4 separate regions of the Homo sapiens genome follow, and regions 1, 2 and 4 are each linked to region 3. A link is a loop called in an ENCODE intact Hi-C map of the cell type or tissue named here. Cell type or tissue: endothelial cell of umbilical vein. All regions are shown on one strand. Links, peaks and the distances in the headings refer to the core of each region. The heading gives the core; the rest is flanking DNA.

Region 1 (7,640 bases), core at 1,641-6,640, 84 kb before region 3:
TTCACCTCCTGCGTTCAAGCAATTCTCCGGCCTCAGCCTCCTGAGTAGCTAGGATTACAGGCACGCACCACCACGCCTGGCTAATTTTTTGTGTTTTTAGTAGAGATGGGGTTTCACCATGTTGGTCAGGCTGGTCTTGAACTCCTGACCTTGTGATCCACCCGCCTCGGCCTCCCAAAGTGCTGGGATTATAGGTGTGAGCCCCATGCCCTGCCCTGCCTGGCTAATTTTAATTTTATTATAGAGAAGGGGTCTTGCAGTGTTGCCCAGGTTGGTCTCAAACTCCTGGCCTCAAGCAGTCTTCCCGCCTTGGTCTCCCAAAGTGTTGGGATTACAGGCGTGAGCCATAGTGCCTGGCCATGAAACATTTAAGAGGTGATTAGGCCATGGGTGGGTTTAATGTCTTTACAAAAGGGCTTCCAGGAGTGAGTTCTCTCTCAAGGAGCTTTCCCTCTTCTGCCATGTGAGCAACAGTGCTGTTCCCCTCCAGAGGACGCAGCATTCAAGGCACCATCTTTGAAGCACAGACCAGGCCTTGCCAGACACCAAACCTGCCAGCACCTTGATTTTGGATTTCTCAGCTTTTCTTTTTTGAAAAAAAAAATTTATATATGTGTGTATTTTTTAAATCTTTCTTTTCTTTTTTTTTTTTTTAGACAGAGTCTTGCTCTGTCGCCCAGGCTGGAGTGCAGTGGCACCACCTCAGCTCCTGCAACCTCCACCTCCCGGGTTCAAGCCATTCTTGTGCCTCAGCCCCGAGTGGCTGGGACTACATGCATACACCACCATGCTCGGCTAATTTTTTTGTATTTTTAGTAGTAACAGGGTTTAACCATGTTGGCCAGGCTGGTCCTAAACTCCTGACCTCAAGTGACCTGCCCACTTCAGCCTCCCAAAGTGCTGGGATTACAGGCATGAGCCGCCGTGCCTGGCCTTATTTTTATATTTTAGAGACAGAGTCTCACTATGTTGCCTGGGCTGGTCTCGAACTCCTGAGCTCAAGTGATCCTCCCATCTAAACCTCCTGAGTAGCTGGGATTACAGGGCAAGTGCTCCCACACCCGGCGAGACATAAATCTGTTCTTCATGAGTTACTGCGTCTTAAGTACTGTGTTACAACAGCACAAATGCCCTAAGGCGGGGAAGGCCCTGGCGCACCATGACCTATCTGGCCCTGGCTTACATCAGGCTGCACTCTCCTCTCCACGCCCCGGGAGGACCCTCCTGCCCATGTCCCTGACACCCAGGGGCTGTATACGGGGTGCCCAATAAGTGCGTATTCCCTCACTTCCGTCCACTCCTGGTCAAAGCTCAATATCTGGGCTCCCTTCCAGGTTACCTGCATCCTCAGGGAACCATCCAAGGTGGGCCCAGATGGGCACTCTTGCCCCGTGCATGACCTGGCACCATCCCAGAACAAGTCCTCTTGCCATCAAATGTTCCAGAATCCTCACACAGCCCATGCCAGAGCCCCCCACAGTGGACATCTCTGACGTACTTGCCTTAATTTATTTTACTTCATCAGGCCACGTAAGGACATGTCCCGGAAGACCACACCCCCTGAACCTCCATTTCCCTCTCCTGTTCCCCAAGTGACCTGTTGGGGAACGGAGATGGTCACCACCTTCCTGACCACCCTGAGAGGGGGCAGGCAGTCTGCTATGTCAGCCCCCAGCTGGTCTTCCAGAGCCAGGACCCCGCGCTGAGGTTAAAGCCCCCACACAGCAGCGGTGTGGCTGGGGCAAGGTCCCTGCACCTTCTCCTCTAAGAGACTGCCATGCTTCTTCCGCGGGGAGGCTGAGGTGGACAGGAGCCACATCTCTATAGCCCTGGGCCCAGGTCTGGCACACACTGGGTGCTCTGGGGTAGTGGCCAGTCTCATGCTCTGGTTGGCTTGGGCAGCAAGGGCCTGGAGACGGCCAGTAGACCAGACCAGAGCTTGACTCTGAAGTCAGAGGAAGTGCCGATGGCCTTTCCATGTGAGTCAGGGACATAGGATGCTGGGCAGCAGGCATGTGGCGGGGAGCGGGGAAGCACCCATCCTGCCAGAGGGCTGGGCAGCGAGTCCTTCCCTCACCCTTCCCAGCCTGGCAGCCCTCTGGCTGCAGCCCAGGCAGGCAGTGTGGGAGAAGCCCAGTACCAAGTGAAGGCCTACTTGTGCTCTGCTCACACTTAACTGGCCCTTCTTACCCAGGGGCCATTTAGCCTCATTTGCTCTCTTTCTCATGCCCCGGTCCTTATGGGCATCTATAGTACCAGATACGCCCCATGTCCCCCAGAGAGGAAGTATCTCCAGCTCAAGGTGGGGGGCCACTGCCGCCTTAGCCAAGGCCCCTGGCTCTCGGGCAGGGAAGGCAGCGATGCCCCAGCCAGCAGCTGGCAAGCCTCCTGCTTGTCTTGTCCAGAGTTCTTTCTTTTTTTTTGAGATGGAGTTTTACTCTTATTACCCAGGGTGGATCTCGGCTCACTGCAACCTCCGCCTCCTGGGTTCAAACAATTCTCCTGCCTCAGCCTCCCAAGTAGCTGGGATTACAGGTGCCCGCCACCACGCCCAGCTATTTTTTTGTATTTTTAGTAGAGACGAGGTTTCATCATGTTGGCCAGGCTGGTCTCGAACTCCTGACCTCAGGTGATCCACCCGCTTCGGCCTCCCGAAGTGCTGGGATTACAGGCATGAGCCACCGCGCCCAGCCTTGTGCTGTCTCTTATGGGCCAAGACACTGAGCTTGGAGGTGCCGGGGAGCCTCAGACCTGTGGGCAGATACATATTCACTGGGACCAGGACCTGGGGCAGAGTAGCCTCAGGAGTGAGGGGAGCACTGGGCCACCTCCAGCCTTTGGGGTGCCTGGCAGCCTTTTGGGGGTTCAGAGCAGACAGAGTGTGAGTAAGCGCTGTGAGCAAGAGGGCTGCAGACACCAGTGGTCTTTACGCTCTCAAATAGGAAAGTGGACTCAGCATGCACCTAGCAGGTCAGCATCTATTTCTACCTGCCCAAGGCAGCCTCGGCTGTGAGACTGGGAGGCCTTCCCTCAGATGCCCAACAAGCTCTGTCTAGCCCCGTGAACAAGCTCTGTCTAGCCCCGTGACCTTGGCCCCGCCCACCCTGTCCATGTGTTGATTACTGGTGCAGGGTGGTAAGGAAAGAGCCACAGGCTGCAACCAGCCCAGCCCTTCGCGGTGCCAGTTCTTCCTCTCGTCTAGCCTAATGCTGCATTACTGCTGGGAAAGGCTTTAGGTCTGAAGGCAGGGTGCAGTGGCTCATGCCTGTAATCCTAGCACTCGGGGAGGCCAAGGTGAGTGGATGGCTTGAGCCCGGGAGTTCGAGACCAGCTTGGGCAACATGGGGAAAACCCATCTGTACAACAAATAAAAAAATTGGCCAGGCGTAGTGGTGTGAGCCTATAGTCCCAGCTACTTGGAAGGCTGAGGTGTGAGGATCACCTGAGCCTGGGGAGGTCAAGGATACAGTGAGCCATGATTGTGCCACTGCACTCTAGCCTGAGCAACAGAGTGAGACCCTGTCTTAAAAAGAAAAAGGCTCTAGGTCTGTGGGCAGGGGCACGTGCATCCTCTTGCACACGGGCATGCTCCTCCAGTGAGTGCCCCCACAATTCATCCCCATTGTAAAGTTTGTCCAGCAGAAGCAGGGAGAGGTAAAGCTGTTTGCCCGGCCAGCACTTGCCTGAGCCAGGATCCAAACTCCACTTGCCTGACACCAAAGTCCTGGCCTCTCAAACCCTAAAATGTTGGGGAAAAGGGCATTTTTTTTTTTTTTGTCCCTAGAGCTGAGGTCTTTCTGAGCCTCAGGTCTGCAGGGCAGGTCTCACCGTCCCCACACTGCAGATGGGAACACTTCAGGCAGAAGCTCAGGGCAACACGGAGAGAATAGTGTCAGGGCTGGGTTTGGGGCCAGGCACTCCTGGGCACTGTAGTCTTGGCATGGGAGAGGAACGTCCTGGGGGACAGGGCGTGGACACCGGGTTCCAAGTGCAGAGTGACAGAGGACTGGTTGTGTGGGAACAAAGTGTCCCTCTGGCTCTGGGTCAGTGACCACAGATCCACGGATTGCACCCTTTCTGTTCATTCTTCATAGAATGGAGCGGCCACTAGGGCCAGACCCCAGGCTGGGCTCCCCACAGTGCCGACGGGACCCAGTCTCCTGCTGGGAAGTGTCTCCTGCAGGGCACTTAAAGCCCTGTCTTCTGCTGGGAAGTTTCTCCTGCAGGGCACTTAAAGCATTCCGCAGCATCTCAGGACCCGGCTTCCCACTTCCCCGCCCACTGCAGGGCCAACTGCAGGTGCAACTAGCCTGGGACCCACCCGGGCCATGAGGCCTCCCTCCGCAAGACATGCGGGCGGGGCCGGGGCGTGACGTCACAGCTCCGGGCCAATGAGGCCGCGCGGCCCCGAGGCCCCATTGCGCAACAAAGAGAACCCAGAACTTGAAAGGATTCCCCGGGCTCTGGCTGCGCCCCGGCTTCCGCCCCCACGCCGGTCTCCGCCCGCGCTGCAGCCGATGTGTTCCACGGGGCCCGGCCTGGCCGTCGCCCAGGGAGGGACGCGCAGCGCGAGGCCTGGACATCTCCGGCACGCCCCCCCCAGCCCCCGCCCCTACAGTCCCAACCCCCTGGGGCTCCGATCCCCCCCCCCCCCCGCAATCCCCGCTCCGACTCGCGTGCTCTCGCCTGCTGGTCCCCAGTGGGTGCCCCGAGTCCTGCCCCACCCCGAGGGCGCGTCCGAGCGACAGGCTGGGAAACCTGGCGGGACTGCGGCCCCCGGACCCCTCTGGGTTGCGCCGAGCAGGGGCGGGCTCAGGATCCCCAGACCGCGCCCCGCCCCCGTCCCCTGAGAAGCCCAGGGGGCGGCGCTGCTAGGCCCCGATGCAGGGGGACGGAGGGAGGGGCTGGCCCCAGGGAAGTTACCCCGAAGGTCCCCAAGTTGGGGGGGTGCCAGCGCTAAGCGCCGCTCGTGGGCCCTCGGACGGACCCCGCGACCGATAGGGCGCGGAAAGCCCCCTCCCTTCCCGCCGAGTCCTCCCGCCGGGGTCCTCCCGTCCGTCCGCCCTCGGGCCAGGGCGGCGACGCTCACCCTGCATTCGAGCGCCCGGGGCTCCGGCTCGCTGCTCCCGCCTCCGGCTCCGGCTGCGGTTCCCGCGCCCCCGGGCCGAGCGCAGGCCGCCGAGGGCCGCGGGGGTGGCTGGCGGCGGAGCGGCCCGCGGGCCGGGGCATGCTGGCGGCGGCCACCGGCGGCCGGCGCGCTCCGCTAGGTGGGCTCGGCCCCGCCGCCCCTCCCTCCCCTAGGCGCCGCCGCCGCCGCCGCGCTTCGCTCAGCTCCCGCCGCTCCGCTGCTGCGCCGGGCGGCCGGGGGCGGGGGGCGGAGCAGGGCGCATGTCTCCGCCGGGGCCTCCGCACCGCCCCTCGGCCCGCCCCGCCCCCGCCCGCTCAGAGGCGCGGCCGTCTGTCGGTCTGTCAGCCCGTCCGTCCTTCCGTCAGTCCGTCCGTACGCAGCCCACCCGTGTCCCCGCGTCCGCCCGCGGCCGGCCCGAGCCTCCCTGGGCTGGTGGCGCCTCCTGACAGCGCCGCGCCCCTGGCTCCCAGCTCGGCTCGGTGCACACTCCGGACGCCGCCTTCGGACGCCGGGGCAAGACCCAGGCCCGGAGCTCTGGGGGCCCGGGGGCCAGAGGGAGCTGGGGCAGGAATGGACACTGAGAACCTGGGGCCAGGGCTGGGGCTCAGGGAGACCTTCCTGGAGGAAGCCGCATCTAAGATGAACAATCGGGGCGGGGCGTGGAGAGGACAAGGGACGCATGGCCAGCGGCTTCTAGGAACCGGGAATCCAGTCTGAAGCAGGGGCAGCGAGGGGCAAGGTTGGGCCAGTTACGGATTCACGCTGCTCCCCGGGCCTGGGGGGTCCACTGAGGGAATAAAGTGCACGGGCCACCGGGCTGCCGAGTGGTCCCCGCCACCCCCACAGGCTCAGAAATTGTTCTCTCTGAAACTCTGAGCACCACCGCCCAGCCGGGAGAGGCCAGGGTCTGCAGCCCAGCGCCTGAAGCCTTCTCCTACTCCCCTCCTCCCCTCCTCCCATTCTTCCCGCCCCTCCGCCCCTCCCTCCCAAGCCCTCATGCTATCACCACTCCTCATAGAGCACAGGCTGTCACCCACAGACTGACAGCCTCAGCTGGCCCCATGCAGGCGGAAAGCCTCCTGCTTCTTGATGGGGGCCCTGGAGAGGACGCCTCCTGAGGATCGTGCCTGTCTTTTCTAGAAAGCACCTGACCACACACACAATGGGCACAAGGCCTCTGGGGCTGCCTGGCATAGTGTCCTTCCGTGCCTCTGGGACACATCCATGACTAGGCACCCCTGTGTCTGGAGGAAACTAGGCACCCGACCAGGAGGAGACCCAAACCAATTGCAGCCAAAACGGATGCTTGGAGCTTGCCCAGTCCGGGCAGGGCTGCTCCACAGCCTGCACCTGCCTAAACCGTCCCCACACCCCAGGTCCCTGAGCAGCTTTTAGGGGGCCCAGGATGGGTCTTAGGGTCCGTCCCATGAGACAAAAAGAGGAGTGTCTGTAGAGAAAGGCCCCGCAATAACGTGTGGGGCTGAGCAAGGGGGAATCTGGGGCCATGCACACCTATACTCCCTGTGGTTTCTCGGGCAGCCAGGGCCCTCAGTGTCCCCAGTGAGCCCTCTGTGGACAGGTTGGCTCCCCCTCCAGGTGGTCCTGGTTATAAATAGGCCACCAGCAGTGGGAGGCTGGCACAGGGCAGCTGTAATCAAGGGTGGTGTTTCTAAGTGTCTCGCCTGTGACTCGGGGTGAAACGGTAGAAACGCCACACTTAATTACATGGCCACCGAGAGCCATGCCGCTTAGAAACACCACGGTTAAGATTGCACACACAGCCATGGAGAGCCATGCCTCTGTCTGGGCCTGGCTCCCCTCTGCCAGCCCAGCTGACCCACTGCCTGGACCAGTGCCTCTGCCCGGCCTCAGCTGGCTCTAGGGCAGGTGGGAGATGGCCTCTGATGGCCGCCCCGGGGCCCTGGCTTATTTCGTGCTGTGCTGGGTTCTGCTGCAAAGTGCCCGGTGCCCCTGGGAGGCGGTTTTCAGGTGCCTGGTTTGCCCAAAGCCACACGGATGAGTGGCTGAGCCAGGACTGAACTAGGGAGTCTGATGCGGGGCCCAACTTCAAGTGAAGGGTGTGGGTGCTTTGGGGAACTGGTCCCCTCAGTGAGCCCCTGGGCTCAGGCACTGCTGTGGCCAGCCCTGGGCCTTCTGCTAGCTGGGAAGGGTGGCCTCCTCATTGCTCTGAACCCAGGGCACCATTCTGGCATGGGTCATGGGTGGAGCTGGGGGCCGAGGCTGGCTGAGGCCAGCCCCGGGGGGCCAAGGGGCATGGTGGCGTGGCAGAAGCTTCATGTGGCTGAGCTTGTCCCTCCCACCTCCAACCCCCTCCCAGACAGGAAATAACCCCGTCAGCCGTGACTGGGGCCCGGGACAGATTCCCAAGCTCTTGGCTGGTGTTTCTGCACATCTGGAGCCGAGTCCTCGCTCTCCAGGGGCCAGAGGGAGCCTTGTGCGAGGCCGCAGCTGTTGACGGGCCAGTCTTCTCCAGGCGGCAGGACAGATGTTG
Region 2 (7,640 bases), core at 1,742-6,741, 230 kb before region 3:
AGAACATTCCAGGGCCTAGAGGTATGCAAAGCTTCCAGCTGAGCCCCAAATCCCCCAGGCCAGGCTCTATGACCAGCTCTCCTCTCTCTTAGCGGCAAGGGCACAGCAGGGCTCAGGAGAGAGTAGGGGAGAGGCTGTCCCCGGCATTGGCTGTGAGGGGCTGGTGAATCCAGGCTCCCACCTGCCAGCTCCAATCAGGCCTGGGGCCAAGGGGACGGCGCCTGGGAGACTGTGGGAGGCTGAACAGGGTCCAGAGGGCACCCTCAAGGGACCATGGGGCACAGGTAGAGAACACAGAAGAGCCCCAGACCTGGCCTGAGTTCGGAACTGTCCCCTCTGCTGTGGATCAAGCTCAGCTCCAGCTTGTCCAGGATCTTCTCCTTCTCAGGAAGCACCTCCTCTGCAAGAAAAAGAGGGTTCGCGGCATGGGGTGGGGTCCCAGAAAACACAGAGGACTCTGGGCTCGTGGCTTTCCACCCATGGAACCCTATCCATCAATATGTTCCGCAGAGTCCAACAGGTGCCACCAAAAAGAGCTCTCCTCGGCCAGGTGCAGTGGCCCATGCTGTAATCCCAGTATTTTGGGAGGCCGAGGCAGGAGGATCACTTCAGACCAGGAGTTCAAGACCAGCCTGGCAACATAGTGAAATCTCATCTCTACAAAAAATACAACAACTTAGCTGGGCTTGGCGCCATGCGCCTGTGGTCCCACCTGTTCAGGAAGCTGAGGTGGGAGGGTCGCTTGAGCCGAGGAGATAAAGGCTCCCATGAGCCGAGATGGCGCCACTGCACTCCAGCCTGAGTGACAGAGCAAGACGCTGTTTCAAAAAAAAACAGCACACAGAAGATGAGTTCCCAAGAAGAGAAGGAAATCACCGGGTGCCAGGAAGGAAGGGGAAACTGAAGGTGAGGAAGCAGGAGCTGGTGTCCAGGGGCCCCAGGTTGGGGTGATGAGACACCAGGAAGAAGCCTGGAGAGCTTGGAACTTGGAGCTGTGTCTCAGCACCCAGGCAGGACAGGGGAGGCCTCAAGCCCAAAAGATGCAGAGAACTGGAATGATGCCAACACGGTCCAACACCGTGGTCTCTGAAGGAAAGTTCTCACCACTGGCCACGGGAGTGAGATGGCCTGTCTCCACCACAGGATCAAGGAAAAGAAGGTCTCCAGTGAGGAACCCACACCCAACGCCTTGTCCTCGTGGGTGTGGGATATGAACTGGACCACCCAAGGCAGAGACAGCATCATAAAGCTGCTCCCAGAGGGACACCGCCCATGAAACCTCCCGGCCTGAGCCTCCAGAAACAAAAGGGGAGGGATGCTCCCACTCCCCAGAGGACACGGAGCTCCTGCAGATAAAAACCACAATCCAGGCCGGGCGCGGTGGCTCACGCCTGTAATCCTAGCACTTTGGGAGGCCGAGGCCGGAGGATCACAAGGTCAGGAGTTCGAGACCAGCCTGACCAATATGGTGAAACCCCGTCTCTACCAAAAATATTTTTTAAAAATTAGCCAGGTGTGGTGGCACGTGCCTGTAATCCTAGCTACTCGGGAGGTTGAGGCAGGAGAATCGCTTGAACCCGGGAGGCAGAGGTTGCAGTGAGCCGAGATCACGCCACTGCACTCCAGCCTGGGTGACAGAGTGAGACTCCGTCTCAAAAAAAAAAAAAATCACAATTCCTGATGAGGATGCACCCAATCTAAACCCAGAAAACAATGATCCCCCACCAGCCGACGCACAGGAAGCAGACAAGCGCCTGGGGCTAACAGGACAATGTCAGAGACTCTCAAACAGAGGTGTCCAATCTTTCGGCTTCCCTGGGCCACACTGGAAGAAGAACCGTCTTGGGCCACACATAAAATACACTAAACACTGATGACAGCTGATGAGCTTATATATATATACACATAAACACACACACACACATTTTTTTGTGATATATATATATATCACAAAAAAAATCTCATAATGTTTTAAGAAAGTTTATGAATTCGTGTTGGGCCACATTCAAAGCCATCCTGGGCCACATTTGTCCCACGGACCACACAGGTTGAAAAAGCTTGCTCTAAAATAAATATGTCTAGGGTGACCAAAGACAGAGAAAAAAGAAAAAGAAGGAAGAGAATCCACAGGGAAAGAATAAGACTCCCTCAAAACTAGAAAAAAAACATAAAATTTCTAGAAATGTGGGTGGATCACTTGAGGTCAGGAGTTTGAGACCAGCCTGACCAACATGGTGAAATCCTGTCTCTACTAAAAATACAAAAATTAGGCAGGTGTGGTGGCAGGCACCTGTAATCCCAGCTACTCAGGAGGCTGAGGCAGGAGAATCACTTGAACCCGGGAAGCAGAGGCTACAGTGAGCCGAGATTGCACCACTGCACTCCAGCCTGGGCGACAGAGCGAGACTCCATCTCAAAAAAAAAAAAGGGGGGGGCAGGCGCGGTGGCTCACGCCTGTAATCCCAGCACTTTGGGAGGCCGAGGCGGGCAGATCACGAGATCAGGAGATCGAGACCATCCTGGCTAACACAGTGAAACCCTGTCTCTACTAAAAATACAAAAAATTAGCCAGACTTCGTTAGCCGGGCGTGGTGGCGGGTGCCTGTAGTCCCAGCTACTTGGGAGGCTGAGGTGGGAGAGAGACTCTGTCTCAAAAAAAAAAAAAAGAAAGGAAACACACAATCATTAACATTTTAATTGCAGAATTTAATTGCAGAATTCCAACATGGGCTCCAAGACTTCCGGCCCTTGGTGTCCACGCCCTGCAAGATCCCCTGGAAGGTGAAGAGGACAAACTCGACTCCCCAGAGCAGGTTCCGTTTTGCGGCACGGGTGACCTTAAAACAGGGAGATGACCTGAGTAGGCCTAACCTGACCACACGAGCCCTTTTCTCTGGCTGGTCACAGAAAAGGAAGTCAAGGATGCGAAGCACGGGAGGGTTTCTGTTCACCACTGCTGGCTTGAAGACACACGAGGCTACATGGCAGGAATGTGGTGGCTTCCAGGTGCTGAAAACGGACCCAGCTGACAGCCAGCAAGGAAATGGGACCTCAGTCCTCCAGCCTCAAGGAACTGAATTCTGCCAACAACAAGGAGTGAGCATGGATGTGGACTTTTCCCCAGGGCCTCCAGATGAGAACTCAACCCACTCGATACTTTGATGTCCTGAACCTTGTGATATCCTGAGCAGAACACCCAGCTACACCACGCCAGGCATCAGACCCACACAACTGTGAGCTCATGGTGAGTGCTGTTTTAAGCCACTAAGTTTGCAGTAATTTGTGACACAGCCATGCAAAATAATACAACTGGGAAGGTTTTAAAAAACAGCTGTGCAAAGAAAATATACATGGAAGCTGGATCTGAAGATTACTCAAAAAGCCTGGCAGAGAAATAGATAACAAAAAAGAAGCAAAAGATATGAAAACTTATCAGCCCCCATCTTTTGCTAACCTTGTACTCTGCTTTCTTCTTTAGAGCATTTGGAGTCTGTGGTTGAACAACACGTATTTCTGTTTATTGTGGATTGCCTGTGTTCCCCAGTGGAATACAAACTCCACGGAATGAAGCTTTCAGCTGTTTTGGTTCATTGCTTGTGTCCTCAGTGCCTGGGACAGCATCTGACACTCAGCAGGCTCAAAATATATATATATATGCATGTGTGTATATATATGTTTGTTGGATGAATGAACCAATCAATGAGTAATAGGAATTCCAGAAGGACAAAATAAACATAATGAGGGCAAAGAAAATATTCAAAGAGAGAATGACTGAGAATTTTCCCACAATTGATGCAGGACATAAATATTCAGCTTTAAGAATCACAGTGAGTCACACACAAGATAAACAAAAACTTCACTCTAAAAACAAAACAAAAAATACCCTCCATTGTAGTGAAGCTACATATCACCAAAGACAAAGAGAATGTCTTCAAAGCAGTCTTTCAATGTGAGAAAAGATAGAAATGACAAACTTCCTAGACAGGAGCAGCAATTACACCAACAGCAGCCTTCTCAGCTTCTCAGCAGCCTTCTCAGCATAATGAATGCCAAATAAAAAAAGGAAGAATATCTGCAAAGTGCTGAGGGAAGATCCCTATCCCATCTTCAATTGTACTAACTATTCAAGAGTAAAAGAAAAATAACAATGAGAGAATTTACCATTCCCAAAAAAATTGCTGAAAGCACCATTAAAGGTGTACTTTAGGAAGGACTTTGAATGAAGCAATGATGAACAAATAGGCAAACACAAACTGGTAAGAATGTGAGAAGATCTAAAAAAGGATTAAAAATTTAGAAATAAGCATAACAACAAATTTGGGAAAGTAAAAACAAACTGAAACTAAAATACTGGGCAACAGCATCGTGGCAGATGAAAGGGAAGTGAGTTAGAGCTAAAGCTATCTAAAGTCCTCATATTACTCAGGGGTATACATGTTAAAAATGTTAAGAGTACAGAATGAAATTGACTATAAACCTTCCAAATGAGTTGAGGGGGAAAAGAGGAGATATAAAGAAAATTTGATCAATCCAAGAGATGGCAGGAAAAGAGAAAAAAGGAGAAAAGAGAAGGGTAATATATAAAGTACAAAATAAGATAACAGAATTCCATCCACATATCTAGTTATTACAACAAATGTAAAGAGATTAAACTTGCCAGCTAAAAGATAGGGACCCTATAATTAGATTTTAAATGATGAATCCCCTATACACCGTCTACAAAAGATAGACCTAAAACATTACAAAGAGATTAAAAGTGAAGAAATGAAAGAAAATATTTGTAAATCATATATCTGATGAGGAACATGCATCTATATAAAGAACTCATACAAGCCAGGCACAGTGGTACACGCCTGTGATCCTAGCTACTCAAAAGTCTAATACTAGAGAATTACTTGGGCCCAGGACTTCAAAGCCCTCCTGGACAACATAGTAAGGCCCTGTCTCTAAAAGTATTGATTAATTAATTTAAAAAGAACTCTTACAATTCAATAATTTAAAAAAATCCAATTTTAAAGTAGACAAAGGATCTGAAAGGACATTTCTTCAACAAATTATACACAAATAAGCCATAATCACATGAAAAAATATTCAACATCTTTATGCACAAAGTAAACTCAAATCAAAATGACAATGAGATACCACTTCTCACCCACTAGGGTGACTATAATCAAAAAGACAGATAATAACAGGTATTGGCAAGTATGTGAAGAAACTGGAACCCTCACACATGCTGGTAAGAATGTGAACTGATGCAATACACATGGAAAACAATTCAGCAGTTTCTCAAAATGGTACAGAGAATTACCATATGATCCAGCAGTTCTACTCCTAGATATATACCCAAAAGAACTGAAAACCTAGACTCACACAAAAAAATGTGTACACAAATGTGTACAGTAGCCAAAAAGTGGAAACAACTCAAATGTGTATCACTATGAATGGATAAACAAAACAAAACATAGTAGATCCATACAATGGAATATTATTTGGGCATAAAAAGAAATGAAGTACTGCCTGTAATCCCAGCACTTTGGGAGGTCAAGGTGGGAGGATTGCTTGAGTCCAGGGGTTCAAGACCAGCCTGGGCAACATGGCAAAACCCCGTCTCTACAAAGAATACAAAAATTAGCCGGGCGTGTTAGCATGTGCACCTGTAGTCCCAGCTACTTGGGAGGCTGAGGTGGAAAGATCGCTTGCACCCAGGGGGTCAAGGCTGTAGTTAAGCCAAGATCATGCCACTGCACTCCAGCCTGGGTGATAGAGCAAGACCCTGTCTCAAAAAAAAAAAAAAAAAAAAAGGAATGAAGTACTAATATATTCCACAACATAGATGAACTTTAAAAACACTATGCTAAGTGAAAGAAGACACACAAAGGGCCAAAGTACTGCATTATTCCATTGGTATGAAATGTTCAGAATAGGCCAGTCCATAGGACAGAAGTGATTGCCAGGGGCTGGGAGGAAGAGGAAGAAATGGGGAGTGATTACCAATGGGTAAGAAGAATTTATTTTTGAAGTGATTAAATGTTCTGGAATTAGATAATGGTGATGGTTGCACAACTCTGGATGTACTAAAAATAACAAATGGTATACTTCATTACTTTTTTTTTTTTGAGACAGAATTTCGATCTTGTTGCCCAGGCTGGAGTGCAGTGGTGCCATCTCGGCTCACTGCGACCTCTGCCTCCTAGGTTCAAGTGATTCTCCTGCCTCAGCCTCCTGAGTAGCTGGGATTACAGGTGCCCACCACCACGCCCAGCTGATTTTTGTATTTTTAGTAGAGACAGGGTTTCACCATGTCGGCCAGGCTGGTCTCAAACTCCTGACCTCAGGTGATCCACCCACCTCAGCCTCCCAGAGTTCTGGGATTACAGGTGTGAGCTACCATGCCCGACCTGAATGGTATACTTTAAATGGCTCAACTGTATGATATGTTAACTATATCACCATAAAGCTGTTATCTTAAAAAAAAAAAAAGGAATAGAAAAAGGCGTAACAAATATATACTAAACAAAAGAAAGAGCAACCCAAATCAGCAAAAATAAACTTTTTTTTTCTTTTTTGAGACGGAATCTCGCTCTGTCACCCAGGCTGGAGTGCAGTGGTGCGACCTCAGCCTCCCAAGTAGCTGGGACTACTGGCGCTCGCCACCATGCCCGGCTAACTTTTTTGTATTTTTAGTAGAGACGGGTTTCACCATGTTCGACAGGATAGTCTTGAACTCCTGACCTTGTGATCTGCCCACCTCGGCCTCCCAAAGTGCTGGGATTACTGGCATGAGCCACCGCACCTGGCCCAAAAATAAACTTTTAAGCAAAAACTTTAAAGAGGGATAAGAGGGTTATTACACAATAATTAGAAGCACACTTCACAAGAAAAATATTAAAAACCTGAACAAATATGCACCTGACAACCCAGTCTCAAATGATATGAAGCAAAATCTGGCATTATAAGAAAGAGATTAATCCATAATCATAATGAGAGATTTTAACACAAGTCTCTCAGAAACTGACTGATCAAAGCAAACCAAATACTAGTAAAGATATTAAAAACTTGAACAATATAATTAGCATGCATTATCTACTGACCTAATGCGCATATATATATACGTGTGTGTATATATACGTACATATATAGGTACATATGTACGTACATACGTGCGTACATACGTACATATGTGCGTATATACGTACGTATGTACGTACATATATACGTATATATATACGTGTATATGTATATATGTGTGTATTATATATATATATATTTTTTTTTTTTCTGAGATTGAGTCCCTCTCTGTTGCCCAGGCTGGAGTGCAGTGACACGATCTCCACTCACTGCAACCTCTGCCTCCCAGGTTCAAGCAATTCTCCTGCCTCAGTCTCCTGAGTAGCTGGGACTACAGGTGCATGCCACCACACCCAACTAATTTTTGTATTTTTAATAGAGACTGGGTTTCGCCATGTTGGCCAGGCTGGCCTTGAACTCCTGACCTCAGGTAATTCACCTGCCTCAGCCTCCCAAAGTGCTGGGATTACAGGTGTGAGCCACCATGCCCAGCCCTAATGCATATAGTTAGAACCTTAAACCCAGCAATTAGGGAACAGACATTTTCTTCAAGCACACATACATCATTTACA
Region 3 (7,640 bases), core at 936-5,935:
GGAAAAATAATCTGCCTGTGTTGTGACACATTCTTTGCAATCACTATTCTTCTTTAGGCCGGGCGCGGTGGCTCATGACTATAATTCCAGAACTTTGGGAGGCCGAGGTGGGCGGATCACATGAGGCCAGGAGTTCGAGACCAGCCTGGCCAACATGGTGAAACTCCATCTCTACTAAAAATACAAAAGTTACCCGGGCGTGGCGGTGCACATCTGTAATCCCAGCTACTCAGGAGACTGAGGTATGAGAATCAGGTGAACTCGGGACGGGGAGGTTGCAGTGAGCTGAGATTGCGCCACTGCACTCCAGCCTGGGTGACAGAGCAAGACTCCATCTCAAAAACAACAACAACAACAAAACACTAAATACACTCTCACCTTGATTCTTTTTCATTCAGTATGGGAAAAATAATCTGCCCGTGTTGTGACATGGCTCTTTGCAATCACTATTCTTTTTTTTTTGAGATGGAGTCTCACTCTGTTGCCCAGACTGGAATGCAGTGGTGCAATCTCGGTTCACTGCAACCTCCGCCTCCAGGATTCAGGCAATTCTCCTGCCTCAGCCTCCTGAGTAGCTGGGATTACAGATGTGCACCACCACGCCTGGCTAATTTCTGTATTTTTAGTAAAGACGGGGTTTTACCATGTTGGCCTCAAACTCTTGACTTCAGATGATCCGCCTGCCTCATCCTCCCAAAGTGCTGGGATTACAGGCGTGAGCCACCGTGCCCGGCCCAACTATTCTTTTTAAAAATTTAAAAGTGGCCAGGTGTGGTGGCTCACGCCTGTAATCCCAGCACTTCGGGAGGCCAAGGCGGGTGGATCACACGGTCAGGAGATCGAGACCATCCTGGCTAACATGGTGAAACCCCGTCTCTACTAAAAATACAAAAAATTAGCCGGGTGTGGTGGTGGGTGCCTGTAGTCCCAGTTACTCGGGAGGCTGAGGCAGGAGAATGGCGTGAACCCGGGAGGCGGAGCTTGCAGTGAGCCAAGATCGCACCACTGCGCTCCAGCCTGGGCGACAGAGCGAGACTCCGTCTCAAAAAAAAAAATTTTTTTCAATGTTATTTATCCTTCAAATAGGCGACCCATTCTCATGATTCAAAATGTAAAAGGAACAAAAAAGCCTATGGTGCTGGGTCTACCTCTGGCCACCTCGTCTCCTGTCACACAGGACCCCTTGGCAGCTGGGTCCCATGTGTCAGATCGGACTCCGCATCTACAACCACATGGTGGGGCTCCCAGATGGTGGACATGGACAGGTGGTGCTGCACCCTGCTTTTCTCTCTTCATCTACCCTGGGGATCATCCTCTGTAGCTTTGGGTCTTAGTTCGTTGGGCTGCCAGAACAAAATGCCATAGCCTGGGCAGCTTAGACACAACAGAAATTTATTTCTCACAGTCCTGGAGGGGGGAAGTCTCCAGGGACTTGGGTCATTCCAAGATCAGGGACGGGCAGATTCCATGCCTGGTAAGGGCCGGCTTCCTGGTTCACAGACAGTGCTTCTCGTGTGTCCTCACGTGGTGGCCGGGGCAAATGAGCTCCCTCGGGACCCTTTCATGAAGACATTGATCTCATTCATGAAGCCCCACCCCCATACCCTCGTCACCTCCCAAAGGCCCCACCCCCTAATACCATCACCCTGGGGGTGAGAATTTCAACACATGAGAGACACGAACACTCAGACGGTGGCTGTGTCTGAAAGACTTCCTTATCCTTTCCAGTGACTTCCTTTTCATAGCACTCCAATGTAAAATTATTATCATTTATAGAGACAGGACCTTGCTGTGTTGCCCAGGCAGGAATGCAATGGCTATTCACAGGCACAATCATGCTCACTGCAGCCTCAAACTCCTCCTGGGCTCAAGCGATCCTCCAGCCTCAGCCTCCTGAGTAGCTGCGACTACAGGCACATGCAACCACACCTAACTTTTTTTTAGAAAATTACTTTCAATTGCTAGCCAGGTGGAATTGAACATTCTTCTTCTGTTAGAGATGTGGGGCACCCCCAGTTGATTCTCATTACAAACAATGCTGTGATGGGCACCCTTTCACTTAAACCGTTTTCTGCATTTGGGATTATTTTCTGGGCCCAAGGACAAATACTTTTATATATGGTCCTAAGTGTTTCTCGGAACAGCAGTGACTGGCCTGGCCTTTGCCACCTCACGGCATCCTGACCAACACTCAGAATTGACTTATTTCTCATCTTTGCTGAATAAATGACACAAAAGATGACCTTGTGTTTGAGCCATGGGGAATGTGAGTCTCCATTTCCCAGAGGACTGCCATGACTTTCTACTGCAACAATCACTTCCTTAGGACATTGACAGCATGACACTGAGGAGCCCTCAGGCTTCCCAGGGCGGGCAGGGAGCAGGTGAGGGAGGGGCCTGGGCCAGCTCCGACATCACTGGCCCAGGTGATCTTCACAGCACCCCGACAAGGGGTGCCACATTAGGCAAGCGTCCCAGAGCACACAGAGTATGTGGCAGTCACTTCAAGCCCTGGTGTGTGCGTCTGTGCTCTCCCACCTACCGCCTGCCGCCCCCAAAGCACCGACATGCAGCTCACCCACCTACATGAGGACTCACTGAGGTGGGGTTAACATGCAAGCTCCGGGGCCCACCCCAAACCCAGCACCTGCTTCTTTGGAGGTAGGCTGGGAGCCTCTGTCTGAGCCCTTTCCCAGGTGACTCTCCTGCACACAGGCGCAGGGACTCTGTGACTGCATCTGGGGCTGGGCAAGAAAAGTTCTAGAGCTGGCAAGGGTGGCCCGATGCTTCCCCATTCTGGTTTGCACGGGCTTGTCCCCCAGCAAACCCTGCCCTACTCACAACAGGTCACAGTAAAGCGATGCCTGGAACTGTCTCTTTCACCCCCAAGTCAATGTATGTGGCTATGGCGCCACCCATTGGCCAAAGGCTGTTAGGGCAGGGCTGCACAGAGCCAGGCAAGAATTAGGCACCGCCTCTGGGCAGGGCAATGCCCATCTTGGAAGGAGCCAAGCACTGTCTGCAAGACCTAAAAGTGGAATGAAGCCAAGTGTGTGTTGTTTGAGGGTGATTAAGTACATTACGGTATGCTATGCTGACACAGATCAAACAGACCTATGGGCGCATGCTTTTCCGGGGCAGAGGCCTTCCACCTCCCTGCTCTGCAGCTGGTTTCTGGCAGCATCTGTGGGGCCTCTCAGTGCTGGGTGTACAGAGGGGTGTGGGTCAGAGAAGCCTGGGTTCTAGCTGGGGGGACGGACGAGAAGTAAATGGGGCCACGCCACGATGGGGACAGCCCAACGATGTTAAGGCAGGGTGTGACTTCAGATGAGAGGCATCTGAGCTGAGGCCTAAAAGACCAGGTGTTAGGCAGGAGGAGGTAGGGGGAGCGTTGGTACCACAGGGAGAGGAAAGAGCAGCAGGAGTGGGGAGGTGGTGGGGAGCCACCAGAACACAGGGACGCAGTGGGAGACATGGACAAAGGTCCAAAGAGGCAGGCTGCCAGGCCTTGCAGGCCAGGATGTGAGGGGCAGGTCCAAGGGTCGCTCAGAGGAGGCACAAAAGCAGGTTCACTCAAAGAGTGACTTGAGGCAGGAGGAAGGCAGAGCGCACCTCTCTGTGCTGTCCCTCGGGACACCCCTCACACAGAACCATCCAGTAGCCTTCCCCACAGTGCCACGGGGACACCTGGTGATGGCTTCAAGCCTGTCCTTCATAGGGCAGAAGGCCACTGATGACCCTTGAGCTTGGTTCTCTCCCAGCTTAACATACTAAAGAAAAAAGTAGGGCCGGGCGCAGTGGCTCACGCCTGTAATCCCAGCACTTTAGGAGGCCGAGGCAGGTGGATCACAAGGTCAGGAGTTCGAGGCCAGCGTGGCCAACAGAGTGAAACCCTGTCTCTACTAAAAATACAAAAACTAGCCGGGTGTGGTGGCACATGCCTGTAGTCACAGCTACTCGGGAGGCTGAGGCAGGAGAATCACTTGAACCCAGGAGGCAGAGGTTGCAGTGAGCTGAGACCGCACCATTGCACCCCAGCCTGGGCGACAGAGCAAGACTCTGTCTCAAAAAAAAAAAAAAAAAAAAAAAAAAAGAAAAGAAGAAGAAAAGTAATGTCTCCCAGGCATCCACACAGGAGTCTTGCCACGGTCCCATTTCACTATCAGGAGACCCTGTGGGAGGATTTTGTTTTACTATCTGGCAGCCTGGGAGGCTGCAGAGGTGGCTCTGTGTGTCTGATGGGTACAGATGGCAGGAGCCGGGACCCAGGACGGCTCTGATTTGCTGGTGGGCGGCTGCTTCCCAGGAGCGGGCAGGGCTCTGGACCAGGCCCAGGGAGTCCCTGAAGGCCAGTGTGATCCAAAACTTCAATACATGGACTGACAAGTATTTGCGTTCCATGGGAAGATCTCCCAGCAGCCAGTGCCTCGGATGAGCCCCACACCTCCTGCTTCCAGGACTGCAGGAGCAGGAAAAGCCCCACCCTGCCCTGGGACAGAGACACGAGCTCCTGATCAGCACCTGCCCGGAAGTGCCCTCTGCCACGCTCTCAAAAGCAACTGGTATCACACGGCCCGTGAGGCACAGGCATCCCAGCAAACCACAGGCACTGGGTTCCTCATGGCCACAGGGCTTCCAGCCAGGACAGCAGCTGCAGAGGCAGAGCCTAAAAGAACAGCTCTGGGCCCTGGGTTCAAATCCTAGCTCTACTGCTTACTAGCTCTGTGACCTTGTGCAGCGACACAACCTCTCCACGTCTCAGTCTCTGTAAACACAGATAATAAATGGTCCCAACAGGCTGCTGCAGAGATTCGAGGGGATAACGAATGGGAAGAACTCGGTGCTTAGGAAACGCCCAGGAGAGGCAGGGATAGCTGTCTCTCTCTGACATGCGGGGATAAGGCAATTGACAAACGTCAAGTGCGTGGACCATGCCCGGCATCCAGTGAGGGCCCAGAGAGGGTGCGGTCTCATCACCATGCCCAGCCCCGGCCGTCTTCTGGCTGACGGCAGCTCTGAGGATGCAGCTGTCTGGAAAGCCACCTAACTGTTCTAGGCCTCAGTTTCCCCACTTGTAAAACAGGGTTAAGAACAGTGCCTGTCTCAGCAGGTGGCTGGGAAGACTACACAGGGAGAGGAAGGGTGAGCCCCAGCGTGGCCGCGGGCTCATCGTAAGCGCTTACTCGGTGGACGCTCTCCATGACGGTTGACGGTGCCAGGCCCGAGCTCCCAGCATTCATCAGATGATGCCTAAGCACGCTCTATGCTCAGTCTGGAGAAACCAAGGGCAGAAGTCCTGCCTGCCCTCGTGGGGCTACCACTCTGTACAAGCACAGCAGGTCAGGAGTGGAGCAGCAGCTGGAAGCAGAGAGGGAGCCAGGCCATCAGGGGCATGGCCGGACGCTGTGTTTTGTTTTTGTAGAAACAGGGTCTCACTCTGTCATCCAGGCTGGAGAGCAGTGATGTGATCTCAACTCACTGCAGCCTCAACCTTCCTGGGCTCAGGTGATCCTGCTGCCTCAGCCTCCCAAGAAGCTGAGACTACAGGCACAGGCCACCACACCTGGCTAATTTTTGTAGTTTTTGTAGAGACAAAGTTTCATCATGTTGCCCAGGCTGGCCTCAAACTCCTGAGCTCAAGTGACCTGTCCATCTTAGCTTCCCAAAGTGCTGGGATTCCAACATTTTTATGTAGAGCCTAGAAGAGGAGAGGGCAGGGCCCTGTGGATATCTGGGGAAAGCCAGTGCAAAGGCCCAAGGCAGGAATGCACCCAGCAAGTCCGAGAAGAAGCAGAAAAGCCAATGTGGCCAGAGGGAGAGTTGAGAAAGAGATGTAGGAGGTGAGGTCCCCGAGCCGCGCTAGGCAGAGACAGGGACTCGTGCGGACGTGCCTTTGGCTTTGGGCGAAACAGGAGATCTGGAGGGCTCTGAGCAGGCAGCACTGTGCCCTGACTCCACATCTCCCTGGCTACTGCTGGAGAACAAACCAGGCAGCAGGGACCAGCAGGGTGACCTGCCAGGAGGCTGCTGCAGTGATCAGGTGATCGGGTGATCGGAAGAGCAGCACCATTGGACCCAAAGTGGGGGTGGGCCTGGGGGTTGTGCTCAGATCTGGACTTCCTGGAAGGTAGAGCAGTGGGATCTGCTCCCAGAGCCTCATGAGTTTGGGAGGGAGAGAGGCTGACAGAGGCTCCAGGCTTTGAGCCTGAGCACCGGGGTGCTGCAGAGACCATTTACTGAGGGGAGGGAGGCTGGGAGAAGCAAGCCTGGGGCAAGGACAGGAGTGTCGTTTTTTTGCACATCAAGGCCAAGCAGGCCAAGTAGGCATCCAGATGGGCTGGCCAAGAGGCCCCAGCCAGAGACAGAACCTTGGGACTTCCAGCCACAGACTGGAAGGCACCACCAGGGGAGTGTGGATGCGGGGGTCCCCTGCCCCACCTAGGGCCCCAGCAAAGCCCTTCTAGGCACTGGGACTGTTCTCACCCCCACGCCCTGGGGCTGCCTGGAACTCAGAGACCCCCTCCTAAGCCTAGAATTTCTGGATCACCATCCTGGGGACCAGCCTCCCAGAGGCTTCTCCAAGCCAATGTGTCAAAACTGTCCCTCCAGCAGCCCCAGATCCGGAGAAGGAGCAAGGAGGGGCAAGTGTTCAAAGCACAGGTTCGAGGTATAGTCACAGCCCAGACCTACCATCTGCCTCCCCAGGTGGCCTCAAGCAAGTGTTCAATCTCTCTGTACCTCAGTTTCCTTATCTATGCAACTGGGATAATAAAAATAACAACAGCAGCTGGGCGCAGTGGCTCACGCCTGTAATCCCAGCACTTTGTGAGGCCGACGTGGGCAGATCACTTGAAGTCAGGAGTTCGAGATCAGCCTGGCCAACACGGTGAAACCCCATCTCTACTAAAAATACAAAAAAATTAGCCAGGTGTGGTTGTACACACCTGTAATCCCAGCTGCTCGGGAAGCTGAGGCAGGAGAATCGCTTGAACCTGGGAGGCAGACATTGCAGTGAGCCGGGATCGCACCATTGTACTCTAGCCTGGGTGACAGAGTGAGACTCTGTCTCAGAAAAAAAAAAACAAGACAAGAACAGCTGCCTCTCCGGGGTGTTGTGAGGATTCCATGAGCTAAACTTTAGCTCCTGAAGCATTCTGGAGCTTTGCAGAATGTCAAGTGCTGACCAAATGGCAGCAAAATAATTCCACGATTCTGAGTGACAGCATCACCCTCTGGCCTCCCAAGCCCCTCCTTCATCTTTCCTCCCCATCTTGGGGACTTTTCCTTCCCTGTGTCCATGCTCTCCTGCCAGGGACCCTCACTGTCTCTCTCTGGAAGGGTGCAACAGGAACTTGGGACTTGGCCCTCACCCCTGCCCCAGGCTCTCAGGCTCAGGCCCACCCTCCCCACAGCCACCAGAGGGTGCTCTCTGAACGTGACTGAGCTGCACCGGAGCCTCGGGTCCAAAGAATCAATCTACCCCCAGCCCAGCCAGCGAGCCCCTCCTAAACCAGGCACTGCCAGCAAACCCACTCCTGAACCTGTACCACACGACATCCCCCACATCCACGTCCAACCATCCGCACTTACTGTGGCTTGGTTCATTCTACATATGCACACACACATGCATACGCAGATAC
Region 4 (7,640 bases), core at 1,826-6,825, 290 kb before region 3:
GGAGTGACGGGTCCACAACCCAAGGGACTCTGAGGAGTCTCGGTGTTACCGGTGGAGGGTGTGCAGCCAGGTTCCTGGCATCTTGAACAAAGAATTGGACAAAACGCACATACAAAGCAAGGAAAGAATGAAGCAACAAAAGCAGCCGGGTGAGGTGGCTCACGCCTGTAATCCCAACAGTTTGGGAGGCCAAGACGGGTGGGTTACATGAGGCCAGGAGTTCGAGAGCAGCCTGGGCAACATGGCAAAAGCCTGTCTCTACTAAAAATACAAAAATTAACCAGTCGTGGTGGCGGGCACCTGTAGTCCCAGCTATTCGGGAGGCTGAGGCAGGAGAATCACTTGAACCTGGGAGGCGGAGGTTGCAGTGAGCCAAGATGGAACAAAAGTACACTCCACAGGATGGGAGTGGGCAAGCGGCTCAAGAACCTGGATACAGAATTTTCTGGGGTTTAAATACCTTCTAGAGGTTTCCCATTGGTTACCTGGTGTACATCTTATGTAAATGAAGTAGTGGCCTGTGATCATTCTGATTGGTTGCAGAAAGTGACCAATTAGAGGCTGAAATGAAGTTACAAAGTTACACTTCTATGCAAATGAAGACTTGGCCCACAGCCAGCCTGATTGGTTGCGGGAGGGGACAAATCAGAGGTATTTTCCATTTTTCGTCTGCCACACAGAAAAGGGGGCGCCATGCAAAGAGAGTAGCCTCTGGTTCTTTTGTTACTTGGGCGTGGAAAGTTGGGGTTTTCCTTTTGACTTAGTTATAGGAAATCAGCGGGAATTGGCCTTCAGTTCCCTGCCTCCAGACCCTGGTCTCCTGCCCCAACAGGAGCCACGAGATGCTGGAAGGGACAGGAAAGGACACCTCATGAGGGTGTTTGGAGGGAACACTGCCCACACCTGGACTTCAGACTCCAGAAGTGGGAGAGAAGACATTCCTGTTGTTGTAAGTCCTCTAATTTGGGGATCTTTGTAATGGCAGCCGCAGGGAACTAACACAGGTGGAGAGAACATATCTTTTATTTGCCTGAAGCCCCGAGGAAAATGCCTGAGCAGCCTCGGAGACACTGCAGGTCCCACTGTGGGGCTGAAACGCCCTTGGGGATCTCGCTTCTCAGGGAGTGGAGGAGACCAGAAGACAAACGCTTTTTTTTTTTTTTTTTTTTGAGTTGGAGTTTCGCTGTATCGCCCAGGCTACAGTGCAGTGGCACAGTCTCGGCTCACTACAACCTCTGCCTCCCAGGTTCAAGCGATTCTCCTGCCTCAGCCTCCCAAGTAGCTGGGACTGCAGGGATGCACCACCATGCCTGACTAATTTTTGTATTTTTGGTAGAGACAGAGTTTTGTCATGTTGACCACGCTGGTCTCAAACTCCTGACCTCAGGTGATCTGCCCACCTTGGCATCCCAAAGTGCTGGGATTACAGGCATGAGCCATCTCACCCCACCAACAAAGTCCCTTTAGCAGTTGATGGGCCAGAGGTTGTTGTTACACCCAGGTCAGGGTGAAGGTGGGGCGGGGAGGGTGGTGGCCTCACTCTATCTGGTGAATTTCATTTTGCTGCACCAGGGTTGACGGGGTGGGTGGGATGCTCCGTGACTCAGACCACCAGTTATTAAAGATCCCAGATAAATTTATTCTGTGCTTACCTCTTCTCCGTCAGCGACTGGGCTGGGTCACCATTAAACTTGGTCTTAAATATGAATATAGAAAAGATGATACCTGGGGATAGGCACTGCCCGGTGCCGCAAGAAACCAGCTGTGCCCCTGGCCTGGGCATTTCATCAGCTGAACTGAGCTGTAGCTGATGGAGGTGGACGGCAGCATGCCTGTTACACTTCCCCAGTTTTTTTTTGAGACAGAGTCTCACTCTGTCACCCAGGCTGGAGTGCAGTGGTGCAATCTCAGCTCACTGCAACCTCTGCCTCCTGGGTTCAAGCGATTCTCCTGCCTCAGCCTCCCGAGTAGCTGGGACTACAGGCGCGAGCCACCATGCCCGGCTATTTTTTGTATTTTTAGTAGAAACGGGGTTTCACCACGTTGGCCAGGCTGATCTCAAACTCCTGACCTCAAGTGACCCACTCGCCTCGGCCTCCCAAAGTGCTGGGATTACAGGCGTGAGCCACCGCGCCCGGCCTACACTTCCCCATTGTTTAAACTGTCCTCAATTATTGCTGTTAAAAAGAATTTTAAGATGAATTTTTAAATCCACACAGCCCCTGTGTAAGCATGAGGGAGCAGGGTGAGGGCAGCTGGCCTAGCACACACTTCCCCTCCCCTGTGGACGTTAGGGTTCAGAGATGTGGCCTCAGAATGGCAGGCCAGAAGCTGTGGCCGGGCCCACACTGTGCTGACTGGACACCAGCCCTCAGTTCAGCTGTGTTTTCCTCTGCTCCCCATGGTGCTGGGAGTGAACCCAAACTCCCCGCAAGGCTCTACGTGGCCCTAGCCTGCCTCCTTGGTTTCAACTCGGACCCCTCTCCCTCCCGCTCAGGAGGCTCTGGACGCCGCCCCTTCCTTCTGTATCCCCAAAGGGGAACTCATTCCATCCACAGGGTCATCGCACTTTCTGTTCCCTCTTCCTGGAGGCTGCCTCCCCAGACGTGGCCTGGTTCCTTCCCATTGTCACATCTAAGCTTGGTCCCCAAAGAGACTGTCCCAAGCACCCACTCTAAACAAGCACCTATGAAGTCATCAGAAGCCCCTCTCCTGAGTGAGTGTCTTCCTCACCCCTCCTCCATCTCGGTTGCCTTGCTCTTTGCCCATCTGCACTGCTTTGAGATCAGAGCTTTGTCTGTCCCTGGCACCCGGAACACCCCCAGCCTCTGTGAGTTTAGGTCGGAAGGCGCTGCGTGGTCTTGGTCTTAATCTACTTTCCAAAGCACATGTCTCGTTCGGGCTGCATCCTAGATGGTGGGAAGACAGGACTGACTGGAAGCTGGTCTGAGGCTCTCTCTGCAGTCCAGATGTGGATGGCAGGGAGCCTCTGCGGTCCTTGGGCACTGACCCTTGGTCATGAACTCCTGGCAGGGCAGGAGTCCTGATTTCCTGTGCTTTCTGACTCTAGATCCCAGGCTCTTACCACAAGCTCAGGTTCACCAGGAAGTACTTGGTTGGTTGCCAGGTTCATTGAGCAGACTGTAGTTGCTCAGTTAACCATAGGCCATCACTTCCAGCTGGGAAGAGCTGGGAATCCAGGTGTGTCTTAAAGGACAGGCGGGAAGGAGGGCACTGAGGGCAGGAGGAGGGGAAGGAGAAAAACAGCAGAGACCAGGGGGGATGGCAAGTTAACCTGTCTACAAGGCCAAGTGCATCCTGGGAAAGAGGGGTCCCCAAGGAACGGGGTCCATCTTGGGAAAGATCCTGTTTTACTTTCCTGAGGCTGCTGTAACAAGCTGGGTGGTTTACAACAGAAGCTTTTTCTTTCCCAGTTCTGGGAGGTGAAAGTCCAACGGCCAGGTGCAGCCGGGCCATACTTCCTCCGAAGGCCCCAGGGAGGGTCCTTTTTGCCTCCCCCAGTTTCTGGTGGTGCCGGCAGGCCTGGGCATTCCTCAGCTTGTGGCCACATCGCTCCAACCTCTGCCTCTGCCGTCCCATGGCCATTTTCTCTCTGTGGGCCTCTGTCTCCAAATCTCTCTCTCCTTATAAGAACACCAGTCATGGCCAGGCACAGTGGCTCATGCTTATAATCCCAGCATCTTGGGAGGCTGAGGCAAGTGGATCACTTGAGTCCAGGGGTTCAAGACCAGCCTGAGCAATGTGGCAAAACTCTGTCTCTACAAAAAATGCAAAAAATGGCCAGGCATGGTGGCAAGTGCCTATGATCCCAGCTATTCCTGAGGCTGAAGTGAGGATCACTGAGCCCAGGAGGCAGAGTCTGCAGTGAGCCGAGATCGAACCACTGGCACTCCAGCCTGGGTGACAGAACAAGACCCTGCCTCAAAAACAAAAAGCAAAAAACAAAAACCCAGTCATTGGATTGAAGGCTGACCCTAATCCAGGACCATCGCATCTTAACTTGATTACATTTGCAAAGACCTTGTTTCCAAATAAAGTCACACTCACAGGTATCAGGAATTAGGATCTCAACTGTCTTTTGGGGACACATTTCGACCTGCCACAGGCCCCAAGGATTGACTCAACACCTTGAGCCTGCGGGGACATCCCTGAGTGTCCTGGGAGGAACCCGGGCTCCCACCGGCTACCTGTGTGACCTCAGACAAGTCCCCTGGCCTCTCCATGACTCGATTTCCTTACCCGGAAAGTGGAGACCGGGGTCACTACAGCAGAATTGTCCTGAGGACTAAATAAGCTCCAGGTGACATAACTCAAAGCTCCAGGCTTGGCTCATTGTGGGAGAGAAATGCAGGCCCTTCCCGTCCCTGGAAAAGGGACCTTCCCACACAGCAGTCGCTGTCCAGGCACCTGGACTGTCCCCTGTCTATCCATCTTGGGGTCTCACTCGTGCACCTAGTCTCACTTAGAGATGTAGTTCAGTGCCGCGCAGACAAGGGGCGGAGGCATCAGGAAGGAACAGGAGGAGGGAGGGAGGCGAGCAGCCAGTCATTCCGGAAGAGCTGCCGGGCCAGACGCAGGGGCTGGGAGAAAGCCAGCTGGCAGGCCCAGTGCTCTCCTTGAGGGCCTGCCCAGGACCACGGCTGGCAGCTGTGTGGGGCTTGGGTCGGGGCTGGGAGGGCTTCTGCTGGCAGCGGGCACCACATTGGAGCCTCGGTGGTCATGGTCATCCCAGGCCTGGAAACAGCATCCGTCTGCAGCCCCAGCCTCTCCAGCCCCAGCTTCCCTAAAGGGACAGAACAGCCCTTCCCTCCCCCACAGGGCTGCTGCAGGAGAGGTGGGAGGAAAGGCAGAGAGACCCAGACTCCTGCACTGGGTGGTTGCCTTGTAACCGACTGATGATGTGCTAGGTGTTTCTGGAGCTGACCTGGCCACAGGAATCACGGGCCATACCTGTTTTTCCTGTTTTTTGTTGTTTTTTGTGTTGAGACAGCGCCTTGCTCTGTCGCCCAGGCTGGAGTGCAGTGGTGCAATCATAGCTCACTGCAGCCTCAGCCTCCTGGGCTCAAGTAATCCTCCAGCCTCAGCCTCCCTAGTAGCTGGGACCACAGGTGCGCACCACCACACCTGGCTAATTTTTGTGCTTTTTGTAGAGATGAGTCTCACTAGGTTCCCCAGGCTAGCTGGGAACCCCTGGGCTCAAGCGATCCACCCACCTTGGCCTCCCAAAGTGCTGAGATTATAGGCATGAGCCACTGTGCCCAGCCACACCTGTTACACTACCGATCCCCAGGCCCCTTCCTGGAGGTTTGGGGCATCTTCCCCTGGAGGCTCTTCGGACAAGCAAGGAGAGGGAGCACCACCCATGTGCTGGCGCCGTGGTCATTGTTGTTGGTCTTGTTACGTCTCAAAGGGTGCTTCTGAGGACAGAAGGAGGAAGAGAAAGAGAGGTGCTCGCTTGGGGCTGGAGAGTTGCATGGGAAACAGCAGCAACTCAGAGCAGAGCCGGCCATCTCACAGCCGCGGGCCTCTCTCCCCTTTCTGGGCTCCTAGAGTTGGAAGTGAGTGGGGCCATGAGGTCCTGGTGAGCAAGAGGAAGGAGGAGGAACTGGCTTTGCAGACCGTGCAAAGCCGGTTCCCGGGAAGCACACACATGGCCTGCAGGAGGCCTTGTCCTAGCATCACCTGCAGCTTCAAGCACAGTCCACTCAGCCCAACCACAGAATGGGCCCCGCCAGTGGGATGTGCGCTCTGGGCAAGGCTCACATGTCCTGTCATCGGTCCTGTGGCCTCCTCCTTCCCTCGGCCTCCCACTGTCCCTCCGTGTCAAGTCTCCCACCATCTGATGCGCCCTCTGGCAAGGCCAGTGAGTCACCCTACTCCAGACACAGAACCTGCTGCTGCCTCACAGGCTCCCGCCATCTGCCCTCCTGCCTCTGCTCTCAGGAGAAGGACACTCCTGGAATTCCACATGGATCCCACCTTCTCCCTGGAGCCCTGCCATACTCCTGGGCACCGCTGATGCGCTCTCCTGCTGGCTGACTTGGCCTTGAACACGGGTGGCTCAGGCCTTTCCCAGGGACCCTTGCTTCATGCCCCAGCTGGAGGAAGCCACACTCACAGCACTTAGCCCCTATGGGGTCTTCAGCTCTTACTCTCCTGGTGGACTCCTCCTCCAGGAAGGCCACCGGCCCTGCCTCCCTTTGTTCTTAGAAACTGCTCCTTTGGGGCAGCCCCTCAACTGTTCAACATCCTCTGCCCTTCCTTGGGCAAGAAGCCACCTTTGGGTGTAAACCACACTCCGTTCAGCACGGACAAGGCGGTCTCTGCAGGATGCAGACCCTCAGTCTCACTCTCGGAGGAGCTGCTGGAGGCTGTGCTTTTAAAAGCCATGTCAGGCCAAGCGTGGTGGCTCACGCCTGCAATCCCATTACTTTGGGAGGCCCAGGCAGGTGGCGGATCACAAGGTCAAGAGATCGAGACCATCCTAGCCAACATGCTGAAACCCCGTCTCTACTAAAAATACAAAAATTAGCTGGGCATGGTGGCACGTGCCTGTAGTCTCAGCTACTCAGGTGGCTGAGGCAGGAGAATTGCTTGAACCCAGGAGGTGGAGGTTGCAGTGAGCCAAGGTCGCACCACTGCACTCCAGCCTGGCAACAGAGCAAGACTCCGTCTCAAAAAAAAAAAAAAAAAAAAAGCCATATCTAAAACCTTCTCCAGACCTTGAGCCCTCCACAGGCCTCGTTCTGTGCATGAGAGGGCATCCGCCCCCTTCCACTGCGAGCCTGTTGCCATTGTAGGGGAGGAGCTGGCCGGCCCCAGCTTTCCAGCCTCTCCAGGCCCAAGGGGGAGGAGTGGACCCCAGGCACTGAGCCGGAAGCCTCCGCTACAGCAGGGATGCTGTCTGTGGTGCACTCCAGGGACACAGAGCAGAGCTTTTAATGGGGGTGGCTGCTCTCCAGTGAATCACAGCAAGAGCTAGCTGCTTCATCTTATCAACAGCAGGTACCGGAGAGACAGAAAAAGAACCAGAAATGGGTTGTAGGTTGAAGTCAACCAGCCACGCTCCATGCCTCTGACCAAAGCCTACCAGCACTGGGCCGGGCGGTGGCTCACGCCTGTAACCCCAGCACCGGGCCGGGCGGGGGCTCACGCCTGTCATCCCAGCACCGGGCCGGGCGTGTCCCCACACATGAATGTTCCAGGCTTCCCTTGTCTGGACGATGTGATCAGGGAGACACCATCCCAGATTCTGGCTGGTAACAGAGCAGGCCTCCTCAACCCTGGCACCATTGACACTTGGGCTGGACAATTCTCTGTCATGGGGCAGCATCCGTGGCCTCTGCCTACTGCCAGTAGCACCTCCTGCCCAGTTGGGACAACCAAAAATGCCTCCCTATGCTGCCCAGTGTTCCCTGGGGAACAAAACCCCTCCCAGGTAACATGCACTGATACAGAGTAATCATCTCTGCCACCAATTTTCACAGATTATAACGGAATATAATGTGCATAATGCAAAAATTATATTGAATTCTTTTTAAAATTACCCTCCACCCCACCTTATTCCAAAAAGGATTGTAGGTGACGTTGTTAAATTAATCTGCTACCATGAAATTTTT

What was found. A loop is a pair of places that touch in the nucleus more often than their neighbours do. Peaks named below come from ENCODE experiments on the same cell type or tissue, not always from the same donor. Only the 100,000 strongest peaks of a DNase experiment are listed, where the experiment ranks them.
Region 1: a loop joins it to region 3, with 3 times the contacts of the local background. A loop is called at or near these places in 16 of 110 quality-filtered maps.
Region 2: it touches region 3 in a loop (2.2-fold over the local background); 8 of 110 quality-filtered maps call a loop at or near these places.
Region 4: a loop joins it to region 3, with 5 times the contacts of the local background. A loop is called at or near these places in 24 of 110 quality-filtered maps.

What each region holds. Positions count from the first base shown.
Region 1 is chr1:6,255,736-6,263,375 of GRCh38, forward strand. GPR153 (G protein-coupled receptor 153) reads right to left here and starts at 5,363. Exons shown (of 6, transcript NM_207370.4): 1 at 5,090-5,363. RefSeq lists silencers at 4,393-4,582, 4,753-4,912, 4,933-5,102, 5,283-5,602. In endothelial cell of umbilical vein, for the core only: no CTCF peak of the experiment used is centred there; a DNase peak (open chromatin) is centred at 4,386; H3K4me3 peaks cover 1,473 bases.
Region 2 is chr1:6,112,599-6,120,238 of GRCh38, forward strand. It overlaps CHD5 (chromodomain helicase DNA binding protein 5), which reads right to left. Exons shown (of 42, transcript NM_015557.3): 34 at 311-400. Among named protein-coding and RNA genes, the nearest start is that of CHD5, 64 kb to the right of the region's middle. In endothelial cell of umbilical vein, for the core only: no CTCF peak of the experiment used is centred there; a DNase peak (open chromatin) is centred at 3,763.
Region 3 is chr1:6,340,698-6,348,337 of GRCh38, forward strand. All of the region lies in intron 2 of ACOT7 (acyl-CoA thioesterase 7), which reads right to left. Among named protein-coding and RNA genes, the nearest start is that of ACOT7, 49 kb to the right of the region's middle. RefSeq lists a silencer at 2,792-3,086. In endothelial cell of umbilical vein, for the core only: a CTCF peak has its summit at 2,919 (motif pointing left); a DNase peak (open chromatin) is centred at 2,914.
Region 4 is chr1:6,054,205-6,061,844 of GRCh38, forward strand. All of the region lies in intron 2 of KCNAB2 (potassium voltage-gated channel subfamily A regulatory beta subunit 2), which reads left to right. Among named protein-coding and RNA genes, the nearest start is that of KCNAB2, 12 kb to the left of the region's middle. RefSeq lists an enhancer at 5,863-6,363. In endothelial cell of umbilical vein, for the core only: no CTCF peak of the experiment used is centred there; a DNase peak (open chromatin) is centred at 4,567.